2 separate regions of the Mus musculus genome follow, and region 2 is linked to region 1. Evidence: chromatin contacts called from ENCODE POLR2A ChIA-PET data. All regions are on one chromosome and are shown on one strand. Each heading gives the region's core, a stretch centred on a gene start or an enhancer-like site at or near the end of the contact. The rest is flanking DNA. Distances are from core to core; before and after follow the strand shown.

What was found. ChIA-PET counts read pairs that join two places held with the same protein, here RNA polymerase II (POLR2A).
Region 2: POLR2A ChIA-PET joins it to region 1 with 11 read pairs in Patski. The contact joins the promoter of Tnrc18 here to the enhancer-like site in region 1. POLR2A ChIA-PET finds 5 or more read pairs at or near these places in 2 of 5 experiments (Patski and embryonic stem cell).

Annotation. Positions count from the first base shown.
Region 1 is chr5:142,433,999-142,441,176 of GRCm38, forward strand. It overlaps Foxk1 (forkhead box K1), which reads left to right. Exons shown (of 9, transcript NM_199068.2): 2 at 1,143-1,328. Among named protein-coding and RNA genes, the nearest start is that of Ap5z1, 26 kb to the right of the region's middle. Within about 2 kb of position 4,588, at least 1 of the 3 ENCODE cell types and tissues checked has a DNase peak (open chromatin) inside an H3K27ac peak, as active enhancers do.
Region 2 is chr5:142,814,618-142,821,795 of GRCm38, forward strand. Tnrc18 (trinucleotide repeat containing 18) reads right to left here and starts at 3,045. Exons shown (of 28, transcript NM_001122730.3): 1 at 2,655-3,045; 2 at 398-828. The coding sequence starts at 584. It overlaps Gm31365 (a long non-coding RNA gene), which reads left to right. Exons shown (of 3, transcript XR_377182.4): 3 at 135-1,375.

The sequences.
Region 1 (7,178 bases), core at 3,338-5,837:
GGCCTGGCTGTGAGATGCTAAGTGGGGTAGAGATGACATCAGATGCGTGCTTTAGAGTGGGGCTTGCTGTGTATCCCGGGCTACCACGGACTCGTCCTGTGCCTTACCCGGGCCTCAGATTCTTTCTCTTCTTTTCTCCTTTGGTTTCAAGCTGTGTATATTTATGCCATATGTGTGGGAGCACAGAGACAGGCAGACCCTGAGCTTGCCAGCCAGGCAGCCTAGCTCAGCATGAGCCTCTGGCCCCCGCATGCCCACACTTCATGCACACACACAAGATTAGAAATTAGAAGGTGTGCTCAGCAAATCATGCCCATTTCTTAGAGATGGGAAAGATGCCCACCTTGTCTCAGCATATGGTGTGGTCTTTGGAATGGGAGGGGCTTCCCTGGCTGCTCAGAGTCAGATTAGTCTGTCTGTCTGTCTGTCTGCCTGCCACTCAATAGACATACCAGGCTCTAGGCTTGTAAGCCTTGAGTTTAGTGAGAAGCCAATTAAAGAACACAACACTCACACACACACATATGCATGCATATGTACACTCATACATTTGCTGGCTCTCTCTCTCTCTCTCTCTCTCTCACACACACACACACACACACACACTCCCTGTCTGTGGAGTATCCCTCTACCTTTGTGAGGTGGCATCTGTTTATACTTTGAAGAAATTGGCCTTTAAAATCTTGGCATAAGCTGGACATGGTGGTGTGTGCCAGTCATCCCAGCACCCAGGAGACGAGAATCTCAAGGCTCCAGGCCCATCTGGAGCACACAGTGAGACCGTGTCTTCTAATGAATTAATGAATGAGGGAAAAATGAATGAATGAGTGAAATCCACAAAAATGGGGCAGGATGCTTTTAGCTGTTTGCCACTGGGGTCAGGAACCACAGTCACTGTCACCTCTGCAATCCTGGCACATGGAAACGCCGAGAGTGTGTCTTGGTGGCACCTGTCTAGAGATATTTATATCTTTTGCTCACAGGCCAGGCACAGATGATGCCAGAGTTCCAGGAGTACCATTCTGACACTGACAGGAGCCCCCGAAAGCTTCCGAGTGGTGCCCCTGCCCTGTGGGTGGTGGGACTTCAGTTCCTGTGCCCGGTGACTTTGTACCTGACCAGCCGATATCCTCCCTTTGCAGATGCACCTTCCGGTTCCCGAGCACGGCCATCAAGATCCAGTTCACATCGCTATACCATAAAGAGGAGGCCCCAGCATCGCCCCTGCGGCCACTCTACCCACAGATCTCCCCACTGAAGATCCACATTCCGGAGCCGGATCTCCGGAGCCTCGTCAGCCCCATCCCTTCCCCAACCGGCACCATCAGGTAAGCAGGCTCTTTTGAGTGCACCAGGGGGCTGGAGATGGAGCTGGACTGGGAGATAATCCTGCAAGGGAAAGTCACCTTTAAGTCACCGCCCATCCAGGTTGCAGATGTATGAGTTAGGGTCTCCTAAAGCAAATAGAATAGGTGTGTGGCCCAGTCCTGTAAACACAGTGCTCCAAAGCCTGAAGCAGGAGGATCGTCAGTGTACCGCCAGCCAGGGCTACATGGGCATTCAGGGACATCCTGGCCCCTCAGTGAGAGAGACCTTATCTGCAGAGCACATAGGCTGGGACAAGCTCAGTTGGTAGAGTGCTTATGTGGGCCCTGGGTTCACTTCCCAGGACATCATAAACTGGGCATGGCAGAGTGTGCTTATGATCTTGGAGGCAGGGGAAGAGAGGTTATGGTCATCTTCTGCTATGTAGTGAGTTCGAGGCCAAGCTAGGCTACCAGAGACCCTGTCTCAAAATAGACAGGGTAGGGGATTTGGATTCTGGCCGGTGTTTTTCGATGAAGCAGGATTCCCTCTTGCTCCCTCACGTGTCGTGATGCTTCTGAAAGTACGGTGCCACCTGTCAGGGCCGCAGCCGTGGTACCTCTGAGCTCTGTGGCTTCCTCCCCGACTTGTGACACAGGCCAGCCCTGTACACGTGGCCGACGTGGCCGGAACTCTTATGACTGTAACAGGAGTGGTACACTCCTTGCGGGGCAGGACTGTGGGAACCCACAAAACCTTGAGAGTTCCTCTCAGCAAAGCCAGAGTTGTGCTGTCCCTGAGCCCTGGCCACGGGTCACTCCTACAGGTATCCTCACTCAGTCCCCAAAGTTACGCCTCCTCCTTCTCCAGGGCCATGCTTGACGCTAGCTTTTTATTTAAAAGCTTTCTTATTTTTCCAGTGCTAGGAACCAAACCCAGGCTTTTACGCATAATAGGTGTGCTGGCTGGTTCTGTGTTAATAGAGTGTTTCTGTGTTCCAGAGGCAGGCAAGCTTGGTAGTGTAAGACTCACCCAGGTGGTATGGTTTTGAAAGCACGCAGGGGTCATGGAGAGCAGCTGAGGCTGGGCACTGGGAGAGGCCCCGAGAGGCCATTGGTGAAGGTGCAGCCTCAGTGGTAGTTGAAGGCCCAGGACTGCAGGGGTCATGCAAAGAATCTGAGGCTTGGGGGCTGGAGAGATGTCTCAATGGTTTTAAGAGCACCGACTGCTCTCCCAGAGGCCCTGAGTTCAATTCCCAGCACCCACATGGTGGCTCACAACCATCTGTAATAGAATCTGATGCCCTCTTCTGGTGTGTCTGAAGACAGCTACACTGTACTCGTATACATAAAATAAATAAATAAATCTTTAAAAAGAAAAAAGAAAAAGTTGAGACTTGGCACCAGGAAGAGAGCCTATGAGAGGCCGTTGGTGAAAGTGCAGCCTAGCTGCAGCGAGAGACCCCAGTGGTTTTGGAGATGCCAGTGCCTTGGGCTGACACCCAAGGTCAGCAGCCGCAGTGGGGTCGGCGGCAGCCGCAGCGGAGCCAGCCAGAGCCTAGGAGACAAGCTGTGTGCTGCAGAGAGCGGGCAGTCAGAGAGGAGCCCAGAAGATAGTGAGTGAGTGGACCCCCAAAGCAAACACCCAGTTGTTTACGCTCTTGGAGTTGGGCTGTGCTTTGTTCTGGTTGTGGCTGTGCCCTGGTTCTTCCCTTTTGAAGAAGGTATTTCATTTCATTTTTATTTTTACAGGAGCCCACAGCTGAAAGACTTTGAACTTTCTAAAAGATATTTTGGATTTTTAGGGAGACTGGATATTTTAAAGAGACTGAAATTTGAATGTGTAAAGTTTTGAGTTTGTAAAGACAGTGGGGCTTTTAAAGTTAATTATGTTTTTAATGTGATATCTTGGGGATGAATAAGAAAGGAAGGGTTGTGGCTTAGTAGTGATGTGTTTGTGTGTTAAGTCAAGGAATCAGTTGTACTGGCTGGGTTTGTGTCGACTTGACACACGCTAGAGCCAACAGAGAGGAAGGAGCCTCTGTTGAGGAAATGCCTCCATGAGATTCAGCTGTAAGGCATTTTCTCAATTAGTGATAGAGTACATTGTGGGTGGGGCTATCCTTGGGCTGGTGGTCCTGGGTTCTATAGGAAAGCAGGTTGAGGAAGCCCTGGGGAACAAGGTAGTAAGCAGCGCCCCTCCATGGCTTCTGCATCAGCTCCCGCCTCTAGGATCCTGCCCTCGTTGAGTTCAGTGGTGAACAGCAATATGAAAGTGTACACCAGATACACCCCCTTTTGCCTGAACTTGCTTTTTGGTCATGGTGTTTTGTAGTACCAATAGTATAACCTTAACTAAGACGCTAAGACTCTTTTCTCTGTCTGTAATGAGACACCATGACCAAGGCAACTTATAAAATTTAATTTAATTAGGGGCTTGCTTACAGTCTCAGAGGGTGAGTCCATGACTCCTGGTTGAGGGGCTGGAAGCAGGCATGGCACTGGGCGGCAACTAGATGTGCAGGCAGGAGGGGCAGATGGGGGACAGCTGGACCTGATGCGGGCTTTGAAGCCTTGAAGCCCATCCCTAGTGGCATACTTTGTAATCCTTCCTGAACATTCCACCACCTGGGGACCACTAATTCCAATACATGACCTGTCTCTAGGAGCCATTCTTACTTGAAGCAGCACACTGGCTTAGGGACTTTGCCACTGAGGCATATCCACAACCTCGCCCCCAGCTGGTTGCTATGGAAGCTTCCGGATGCTCAAGCTGGCCTGGAACCGTTGGGCCTCCTACCTTGGTCAGCTGGGATCCCAGCTGGGCAGCCCCACACTTGGCTGGAGTTGGATCCTTTTAAAGTTTATACATAAGGGAGATTTTTATTCTCAGTTCTGGAGGTTCAAGGTCAGGGGATGACATCTGAAGATGTCCTTCCTCCTGGTGGAAACCAAAGATGGTTAAGAGTATCAGCAGGGATAAGTGTGAGCACACACTGCACTTGAACACACATACGTGTGTGTATATGTGTATGGGTCCCTTGGTTTGTCTTGGTGAACTTATTTTGTTTCCTACCATGTAATGTCTGTACACGGGTCCTTTGGAGTCCGTCCTCTTTCCTGACGCTGGCGACAGGTACAGCCTGGGAATCTGCAAGCCCAGAGCTGAGGTGGAGAGCCAGCCCATTGTTGTTCTGGACATGTGGACTGTGGGTTGTGTCTCCTGGGTAGGACACACCATAGCTGCTTCCCACAGCAGCCGCCCACATCTTCCAGGCTGTGAAGCCTGCAGTGATGGCAAAGGCCGCGGAAGGAAGGCGGTGGTGAGAGTTGACAGCCAGCCTGTGCTCAGCACCCGCCGCGTGTCCTTCAGCCATTGATTTCATCAGAGACTGCTTCTTCCCAGCTTCTTTTCAGTCTGGGAGCCTCCCTGTTCTTAAGACCCACATTCCAAACGCATGAGCATGTCTTCCAGGTGCTGAACTTGGACGGGGCCCCAGGCCGGTCCCCTTAGAGGTCAGGGCAGTCAGAGCAGTCGGGAGGCCCTGTGTGGGCGACTTGTTCTGATACTGTTTCTTTTGTAAGCTATATTGATGTATGTATGTATGTATGTATGTATGTATGTATGTATTTGTTGGGAGGGGCATGTGAAGGTCAGAGAACAGCCTGTGGGAGTCTTTGCTCTCCTTCCCACCAGCTCGACTGCAAGCACCTTTACCCTCAGGGCCGCCCGAGCCCCTGATTTGCTTTTTGAGACGGGGTCTCACTGCAGTGAGGCTGGTTCAGAACTCAGTTTGTTACCCAGGCTTGCCTGAAACTTGCAGTAATCTTCCTGACTCAGCCTCCCAGATGCTGGGATTGCAGGTGCAGGTGTTTGTTTATATAAAATGAATGATTCAGTCACTGAGAGACTGAGGGTTCCTCACAAAGCCCCTCCCACCAGTGGTTCTTGTCACCTATTGCTGGGGCTCCTGGCTTCCCAACAGTTAAGAAAGTTGTAGCCTTTCTGTTATTTACATGGGAAATCATGTGGCTTTGAGCAAGCACACGACACTCACATGAGAAACAGGTGGGGCAGCCCTAAAAGCATGTTCAGGGCCAGCCTGGGCTACTGAGTAGGACCAAAATGAGCCTGGGCAACAAGTGGTACCCTGTCATCCTGTAATAAGAAGAGGACCTGGATGAGTTCAGGGGTAGACACTTTAGGGGCCTGAAAGGGGCCCTAGGTTAGCCCGGCATGGCATGGTGGCACACACCTGAAATCCCAGCACTTGGGAGCTGAGGCCAGAGGGTCACATCAAGGCCAGCCGGCTACGTTATTTGTTATAGAAACACCAGGACTATATAGTGAGGCCTCATCTCCAAACAAACAAACAAACAAACAAAGGCTCTTGGTTCAATATCCAGTACTAGGTAGGGTACGTGATTGTGGGATTGAATAGTGTAGTTTTTTGTGTTGTTTGTTTGTTTTTGAGACAGGATCTCACTTTGTAACTCTGGAATTCACTACATAGGCTGGCCTCAATTATCCTGTGTGCGTCTGCCTCCCCAGAGCTGGGGCTAAAGGCACAAGCATGCCTGGCTTCAACGTTTCTCATTGACAATACAAAGAAAAAGTGGTGCGTGCTGGGAGTGGGGCTGGTTGGTGGAGCGCTGCTTGCCAAGAAAGCCTGCAAGATCCTGAGCACTGATAACAGCAGACGCAGTGGCCCATGGCAGCCCCAGCTCTGGGCAGGTGGAGGCTGGAGGATCAAAAGCCGTGTGTAATACCCCAGCTACATGAGACCCTGTCTCAAAAACAAAACAGCAGCCAGCTGGCTAAGACACTGAGTGATCATAGGTCGGGTGTAGAGTGGCTTTTGGTCAGGTGGCACAGTGGCTGTAAAGACCTCCCCCTCTCCCCGAACCCCCGCCCAGCAGTTGGTGCTTTGGTGTCCCCAGTGCTCCCTTGGAGTCCCGACTTTGTGTCTGCCACATTCCTGGTACTGCTGGGAGGGGGCAGGCCCTTGGCTCCTCCTGAGTTCCCACGGGTGCGTGGTCACTCTGTCCGCAGTCGCTGTTGACAGTGGCTTGGGACTTGCTCTGGACTCCCTGGGCCTTTAAGTGTCACAACAAAAGATCTCTGTTGACATCCGTTTATCTCCACACTGAGGAATTCCATTGAGCTTTTGTAAAGCTCAGCGGCCGGCCGCTGGAGGTTCGCCTGCCAAGACTTTCTCAGTTTGAGTTTCTGTGTAGGGGTGGAGCCCACGTGTTTACAAACACGCCCTGCCCTTCCTCTCCCAGGCAGCGGGAGCCAGGGTGGGGCAGGCTTGGGGAAAGGGTTTGACTTCCCAGCCCGCAGCAGTGGGCCCCGCCCTGCTCAGTCTGCTTGCCTAATTTGGTGAGCTTTGCTAGCGGGTCCCTATTGGCCGACCTGGGCACCGAAGGCTTGGGGACCTCCCAGCTGTGGCTCCTCCCTCCATGGAGCGGATCCCAGGGTTCGGTACCTTTGCCTCACTCCACCCCCCCCCCACCCCCCCCCCACCAGGCTGGCTTCAGTTTGTTGGGTGGCTCCTTATTTCCCAGGGCGGGTTGTTCCGCTGTGGTTTTGAGTTGTGTGTATGTTGGGTTTTTTTGGGGGGGCTGTCCCTGCCTGCAGGGCTCCGCCCAGCAGATGAATGAGCTCTTTGAAAGAAACTGCAGCTTCGGCAGTGTTTTGACCTTTCTTTCTGTGAAGAGCAAGTGATTTAGGAAAACAGGGAGCTGGTTAATCATTTGCTGAGGCTACTGAGGCTAAAGCAGGCTCCGTGGGACTACACTTCAGCAGACTGCCATAGCAGCCATGAAAGTAGCCTGTGGGTCCCAGCACCAGGCATTTACCAGGAATCCCTG
Region 2 (7,178 bases), core at 1,795-4,294, 380 kb after region 1:
TGCTTGCCAAGAAAAAGACCCATACGGGAGCGGCTGTCTGTCTCCTGGGGTGTGGAGCTGACACGCTGTTTTCGCGCCTACAGGTTTTTATTTATTTATTTTTATTTTATTTTTGCAAACTCCTCTTCCTCAAGAGCCCTCGGACTGGGATCCCCCAGAGTGGTTGTGACTGCAGACACTTGAGCCTCAGGAGGACTGAGACTATCTGGTACACTAGGGACAGGTCTGTCTTCCTGGAGACCGACCTCTGCGCTAGCAGCTGAGCGAGCCTCCTGCACACCCTGGTGAAACCGGACAGAGACGCCCAGCTCCAGCCGCCTAGGTTTGACCTGGGCTCCCGCCCTAATATCCCCATCAAAGCTGGAGGGTGGGTGCTAGCACAGTGCGCAACACTTACCCGGGTGCGGGTGAAGGTTGAGACCGGCCATGTATTTCCCGGGCGGCGGGGGACCTGGCAAGCCCGAGGAGGGCAAGCGTCCGGCGGTGGCCGCGCCCACGCGGTGGCTGTCCATGGCCAAGCCGGACAGCAGCGGCGGCGGGGGGCCGTGGACGGACCGCTGGGGCCCGAAATCTCGGCCATCCATCCTCCGCGGGAGTGCCGCGATCAGCCTCCCCACCCGGCCCGCCGGCCTGCTTCAGTGGGACTTAAAAGTTCGGCCTCGATGTAGTCCTAGTGTCCTCGGGTGGCGGGCGCTCCGCGGCGTGCATGGCGGCGGCCAGCGGGGCTTGCGCTCAACCACGGGCCCGCGGCCCGGGGCGCATGAACCGCCCGCGGTGAGTCCCCTCCGGGCGGCTGAGCGGAGATGAGGAAGGAGGCGTACACGGTATCTTTGGTGAGGGAAGACCGCGGAAGACACAGAAGAGGGAAGGGGGAAAAGGGGAGGGGAAAGAGAAAAAAAAGAAAACAAGTTTCAGAAAGTCGCCTCGCCCTTCAGGGTAGGAGAGTAGCGAACCGAGCTGGTGGCCAGAAATAAAATCGGGAGTAGCCGCCCCCTCTCCTCGAAATGCGAAAACCTAGGGTCCTTCCTCCAGCAGTTCAGGGTTCCCAGGGACGTGGCTCAGGGAAGCGGCCCGGCTCGCTGTGTCCCAGCCCCGTCTCTTGCCTACGAAGTTCTCCCTAACTGGGGAAGGCCACTCAACAGACCGCGCCCGTTCAGCTAAATCCAAACCCGTAGTTTATTTTTCAGGCGTCACAAGCTCTGGAGGTTTAAAACTTCGAATGCTTTTGAGTTGGTTGAAATGTGTCCATAACGCCATACCAACTATCTGATTCGCAAAGTTTAATGTTTAACCTTTTTAGGGCCCTCGTCTCCCTTTTTTTTTTCTCCTTGTGAGCCGCGAATAATAATAATAATAATAAAAGGGGTGTTCGGTTTAGGGGCTTTTTGTTGTTGTTTACCAAGGTCAGATACGAAACGGGTTTATTTTTAAAGGAAGATCACCGCCCCCCTCCTGCTGCCCCCGTTGGGCCATTGGGAGTCGCAGAATCCGAGTCCCCGAGACGTGGCATTCTCGCCCGTGAACTGGAAAAAGACTCCTTCAAAACAAGATTTGGTTTCATTTTCCAACGCCCGGGCCTGGGAATACCGATGCCCGGAGAACGTGGCTTGGTGTGGAGGATTTGGGGATCATCAGAGAAGAAAGAAGGGGTCTCCAAAGATCTCAATTCTACCCTAGCTTTGTGACCCACACACCCCCAAAATAACCTACAAAGGAAAAAAAATAACTTAACAGCGCGGGCCAGCGGAGGGGCGCCTCCCCAGCATCGGGTAAACCCTCCTGTAAGTCCTATTTAAGCTGTTTGTTTAAAAGATCTGTCGCTTTCCTGTTCCCGAGGGGGTAGGGAGGTCTCAGAGAGCCCACCCTTCCCTCCCTGACTACCAGCCCCAGGCTACTCTAGACCCCCTGGTTCCGGGAGAACCGGGGCGCTCTAGCAGACGGAGACTAAGCCACAGCTCCCGGGTGACCAGCCGCCCTACGCCCAGACCCAAAAGTCCTCTTCCCCCAACTTTGCTAAGGACGCCTATTTTAACGTGGCTTTGGTTACAACACCCCCTCTTCCTCTCGCCCGCCCTCGCTCTTTATCAGGCTCTGGTTACCAGAATCGCGTTTACTTTTGAAAAAATCTAGGATCGTCACAGCCCGGGATACTTGTCTCAAAGGCGCCAGGAGCTTCCCGCATACACTTAAAGATAATATTCATTAAAGGCAGCGTTTTGAAAAAGGCAGAGCCCAGGCGCCCCACTTTAAGGAAGTCGGGGTGAAGCCCTACGGAGCAGCCTTTGCCATGGTCGAGAAGCTGGCGTGGCTATCTGCGGGGTTCCACTGCGTCCTTCTCTACTTTTCCCCTCTTAAATGCAGCTAAAATGGCTGAATTCCGGCTTTTAATTAAAAACAGCCTATAATCGAAACCGTCTCGGCGTCCCCGGGCTAGCCCGCCGCCTGCCGGGAACCAAGTAGGGAACCGCCGCCCTCGGCGGTGCTGCAGACTGAGAGCTCGGGTGGGAGTCCAAGGCGCAGCGATGCGTCCTCTCCCCCTGATCCCTGCCCTCCGCTTCCCTTCTGGGGACCCCGACTGTTTCGGGGACCTTCTGCTTTGCGGACCCAAGGGGTACGCTGCACAAGTTCGGGGAGCATCGGGGCCCGGAGCGTACCTGGCGCGGCGGGGCTCCGGGCTCCAGGCTCCGACGGCGACTCCGGCAACCGCCGCGGTTCCTGGCGCGGCTAGGCGCCCGTACTGCCCGCCATCCCTCGGCCGCCGCTCCCCTCCGCCACCCGCAGCCGCCTCACACTTTTTGCCCGCCTTTCCTTTTTTTGGTAGAAAACCGCTCCCCGGGCCGGGCGCGCGGCGCGCCAACTCCTCCGCCCTCCCGCGGCCCCGCTCCCGCAGCCCCCGGAAAAGCCAGCTTTCCTCCCGCCGAGCTCCCCGCTTTTTAATAAAATCCAGGTAGCGCCGGTTTAAAGAATCCCAAATCTCCATATACAGCCCGGGATTGGAAAAGGTACATTACACAACCCCCCTTTCAAGTTCCTCTCGCTGGATCTAAAAAAAAAAAAAAAAAAAAAAAAGCGAAGGGGGGGCTTAAGGGGGACGGGGGAGGGGAGCCTCGCAGGCGAAGAAACACGCATTGTTCCCGGGTGCCCGCCCCCCCCTTCGGGCCAGCCCCCGGCCGCAGCGCATTGGTCCCGCTCGCCGCCCATCACGCGCATGTAAACACCTTGGCCCTCAGCCATTCCTATAAAACCAATTACGGACCTCGGGGCTCCAGCAGTTTCCAGGCTCCCCACGGCGGGGCTGAATGATCAAAACTGGTGGTGAGAATTTTTCCGAGCCGTTTCTAGGCAGCCCTCCCCCACACCAGCTCCAGCAGACCCCCCCCTTCTTTCTCCTTCTCCCTCCCCCCACATCCCAGCCCCTCCTCCTGCGTCTGGGCTGAGTGATCAAAATAGAGGAAGATGGTTGTCGCCGCAATCCCGGGCATTGCAAGGCCTCCTGTCAGCTTCCTTCTTCGGGAGGAGGTGACAAGCTAGCCGGGAAGAGCCGGGAACCGGCGAGCTGCTCATTGCGCCCGCGCCCGGCGCTCCCTCTCTAGGGTGCCACTCCAAAGAGCGAGGTTCAGACGAAAAATAACAAGGCCTGCTTCTCTCTCGCTTGCTCGCTCACTCTCGCCTTTTAAAATAAAGCAGCGATTCATTCCCTTTCCCCCTAGCAGTCGCGGTCGGGTGGGGTGGGCAGGCAGGCGACAAGGCCTTTTTTTTTTCCTTTTGCCCCTGCCTGCGGGTCCCCTCCCTGAAACGCGGTGTCAGAAGGCTTTACTGATTAATATTTTGGACAGGCCGCGGCGGTCGGCAGCGGTGAGTTGCATCTTATAAAAGGTTCCTATAGAAACCCGGGCTGTGGGGCTCTGCGGCCGAGTGCGCACCGCGCGCCCCTCCCCAAAGCCCCTTTTGGCGTGGGCGCCCCTCCTTCCCCCTTTCCCCGCCAAGAAAAACCAGAGCAGAAAAAAGGATTAGATCGGCGGAACGCGAGCTGAATCCCTCTCGGTTCTGACATTTCAGCCCTATTAGCATTTCTCCACGGGGCCTTCTGAAACCTATTAAGGTGTAATATTAAAAACCTCTTGGCTGGGGGCCTCTCTCGCCTTCCATCCGCCGCGCCCCCTCCAGGGAGGGCGAGACCGGGAAAGGGAAAAAAAAAAATCTGTTGAGCTCAGAGGAAGCAAGCCAAGCCCAAAAGTGCTTGGCTGGCCACGGCGGCCAGAGGGGGAGGGGAGCACTAATCCCCCAGACTTTGTACTTTTATTTTGCTCTTTCAGCAAAAAAAAAAAAAAAAAAAAAAAAAAAACTTTCGAAGTTAAGTGGCAGGGAGCCGCCGACGGCAGTCTACCTGACTGGGGACCCAGGGAGTGTGATCCTTGCCGAAGGGACCCGTTCTAAAGGGTGGGGAGATCCCCTGCACCCTCTCGGAGCCCGAGCCCAGCTAGGCATTACCTACCCTGGAAAGGAAGCTTGGAAAGACAGAGAGCCTTGCAGATCCTACCTCGAGAGCAACTATAGGGTTTTAATTAAAACAAAAGAAGCCCGCTCTTTCGCCCTGCTCTGCGGACTCAGCGTTTTCCTGCTGCTGCTATTTTTTTTTTAAGAAAATCCATTTTTAAGGCAATTTTTGAGAGTTTTTTTTTAATGAGCTAGTTAGTGCTCATCCGTTCTATTTTTCTTTCCTCCACTTTTAGAAGGAAAAAAAAAGAGGGAAGATTCGAGAGAGAGCTGGGGGTGTCTAATTTAATTCCAGGATAAATTTGAAGGGGGGAAAAAATTCAGCCTCTTGAGAGCAGTTTCAAGTTGCCCTTCCTGGAGCTTTCTGGGCTGGTTTCTAGGCTGCCCTCTTTTAGAAGCTGGAGCTCGGTGGGGGGAGGAGAGAGGAGGGAGAAGAGAGAGGGAGAGGGAGAGAAAAGAACGAAAATAGCCGGAGCTGAGGGGAACTGAGCGGCGGTGTCCGCGCGCTCGGAGCTGGGCGACGGGGTCTCAGTGGCAGCCAGGGGCGACCGGAGGCGACCGGTGCTGCCCGGGGACCGGCAGGAGCAAAGACGGAGAGAGGGGGGTTAGAGAAAGGAGGTATTGTGTCTGTGTGCCTTAGGGGAGGGGGGGAGTTGATTGCAAGAAATAAAATAAATGCTGTTAAGCTGCGAGGGCTTCTGGAAACAAGAGAGAAACGGGCTGAGGGGGTGGGGGGCGCCTAGTGCCCTTGAGTCTTATCCAGAGGCCTTTGTGGGTTCCTAGTTAAACCCTCCCACGCCTCAGTCGCTCGCTTTCCCCCACCCCCCAACGCCCTCCAATATTCAGAGCGCAGGCCCTGGTCTCCCCCCAACCCCCTCATCCCTCCCGGGATCCAGAATGTTTTTCTTATTTTAATACAGCTCAAGAAAAAATATGTATCTTGAGAGAGTCGGAGTGGGGTGGGGGGATTGTGCAAAAGGCTTGCGGGGTTGGAAAAAAACAAAGGCCTGTTTTTATAAATGTTTAATGTTTTCACCCCTGGATGCTCCAAGACGCCGTAATTGTGACGGCGGGGTATGTGTGCCATAAATCATTTAGCTGCTAATAAAAAATTATTCCAATTTGCCCCGGATTTGCCGATGGCGTTTGCATTTTTCAAGTGTGCGCCCCGTCGGCGTGGCATACCGACCGACCCAGAGTTTCATTAGGGCTGAGGTTGGGGCGGAACTCGACCCGCTCCCCTCTGGAATGTACGGCTCGGCTCCCCAGTCCCCTCTCGACCTGCCACTCGGCCCTCAGGCCACCGGGTGCGCTGAACCTGGGGAACGGTGGCCCCGATCCCTGGCCCCCGGGAGGGGAACACTGAGCAAACCCCTGCAACTCTCAAGGCTGCCAAGTACAACGTGCGGTGCACAGGCCAGGTCTCCTTGTCCCTGTGTCCCCCACATTTAACAGTGGTCGGGAGCCATGTTGGGGCGTGGGGACATTTCTAGAGAAGCAGAGGCTACACTACACCACCACTTCAGAGAGTCTCCAGGTCTGGGGAAATAACCTCCAAGCCGGGCTGGGCCACACTTTATCTACAAAAGCCCTGTATATTCGTCCTGAAACTGAGCTGGAGACAACCGCAGGGACCAAGAGTCCAAGCGCCATCTTCCGCGTCCCATCCCCCACGCTTGTTTACCCGGTGGGATCCGTGGCCAGAAAAATTCTGTTGACGCAGTGTGTGTGTGTGTGTGTGTGTGTGTGTGTGTGTGTGTGTTGTACTGACTGGAGAGAAAATCGTGGGGGACCTCCGCGAAGTCCAAGGACGCAATTCCCGGGCAACCCACCGGGTTGGCCTGCCTGGTCCGGCATGGTTGTCCCCGGACACTCCTGAGGCTTTTGGTGTATTCTTCCAGATACCCGGTCCAGGTCTGGAAGCTCTGGACGAGTCCCCGCGGACAAAACTCAAAGCTCTTTGTTGTAAAACCAGAGGACAGGCCAACCTTGAGTGCGGCTGCCTTCCCTGCGGTGCGCCTTTGTCCGGCTCCAGGGAACCCCGCGCTCCCCTCACTTCTGCCCCACGAAAGCTTGAACCCTCATCTTCTACAATCCGGAGGTTGTTAGCCGTGTGGACAGGTTTCCACCATGCCCCTCCATCAGGGGAACAGGGCGCAGGAGGGTGGGGAATACAAAAAGAAAAAAAAAGAAAAGCTAGTTTTCATTCAGGTGACCTTCTCTATCGGTTGCCGTGAACCAGCTCTCCCAGGGAGTGGAACTCCACTGGAGACTAAGTGACCGGGACGCTAAGAGAAAGCCAGTTTGTGCCTCCGGCGATGCCACCATAGAGTGTAAGGCGGTTGTTTCCGTAGATCCTAAATCCGGCTGCCCCGGAGCTCCTGGCCGGGGCGCCACTAAAACCCGGAGAGGCCATGCCGGGCCCAGCCACGCTCGCAGTCTCTCGCTGCGGCTGGCCCATCAGCAGCTGGGTATCCTGGAGTTCATCCAGCCAAGGGTAGCCCACACCCGCCAACAAAATCAAGGATGTGGTGCCAGAGCCTTGCACACCACCTCGGTCCCCAGCGGGCAACTCGCAGCCCAGGGGCGGTGGCACCAGGCCACTTCGGATTTCTGCTCCTCTCAGCCCCGCCTCCGACCCTGGCCTCCTCCTCCGGCCCGGGTCGGGTCTTACATTCCAC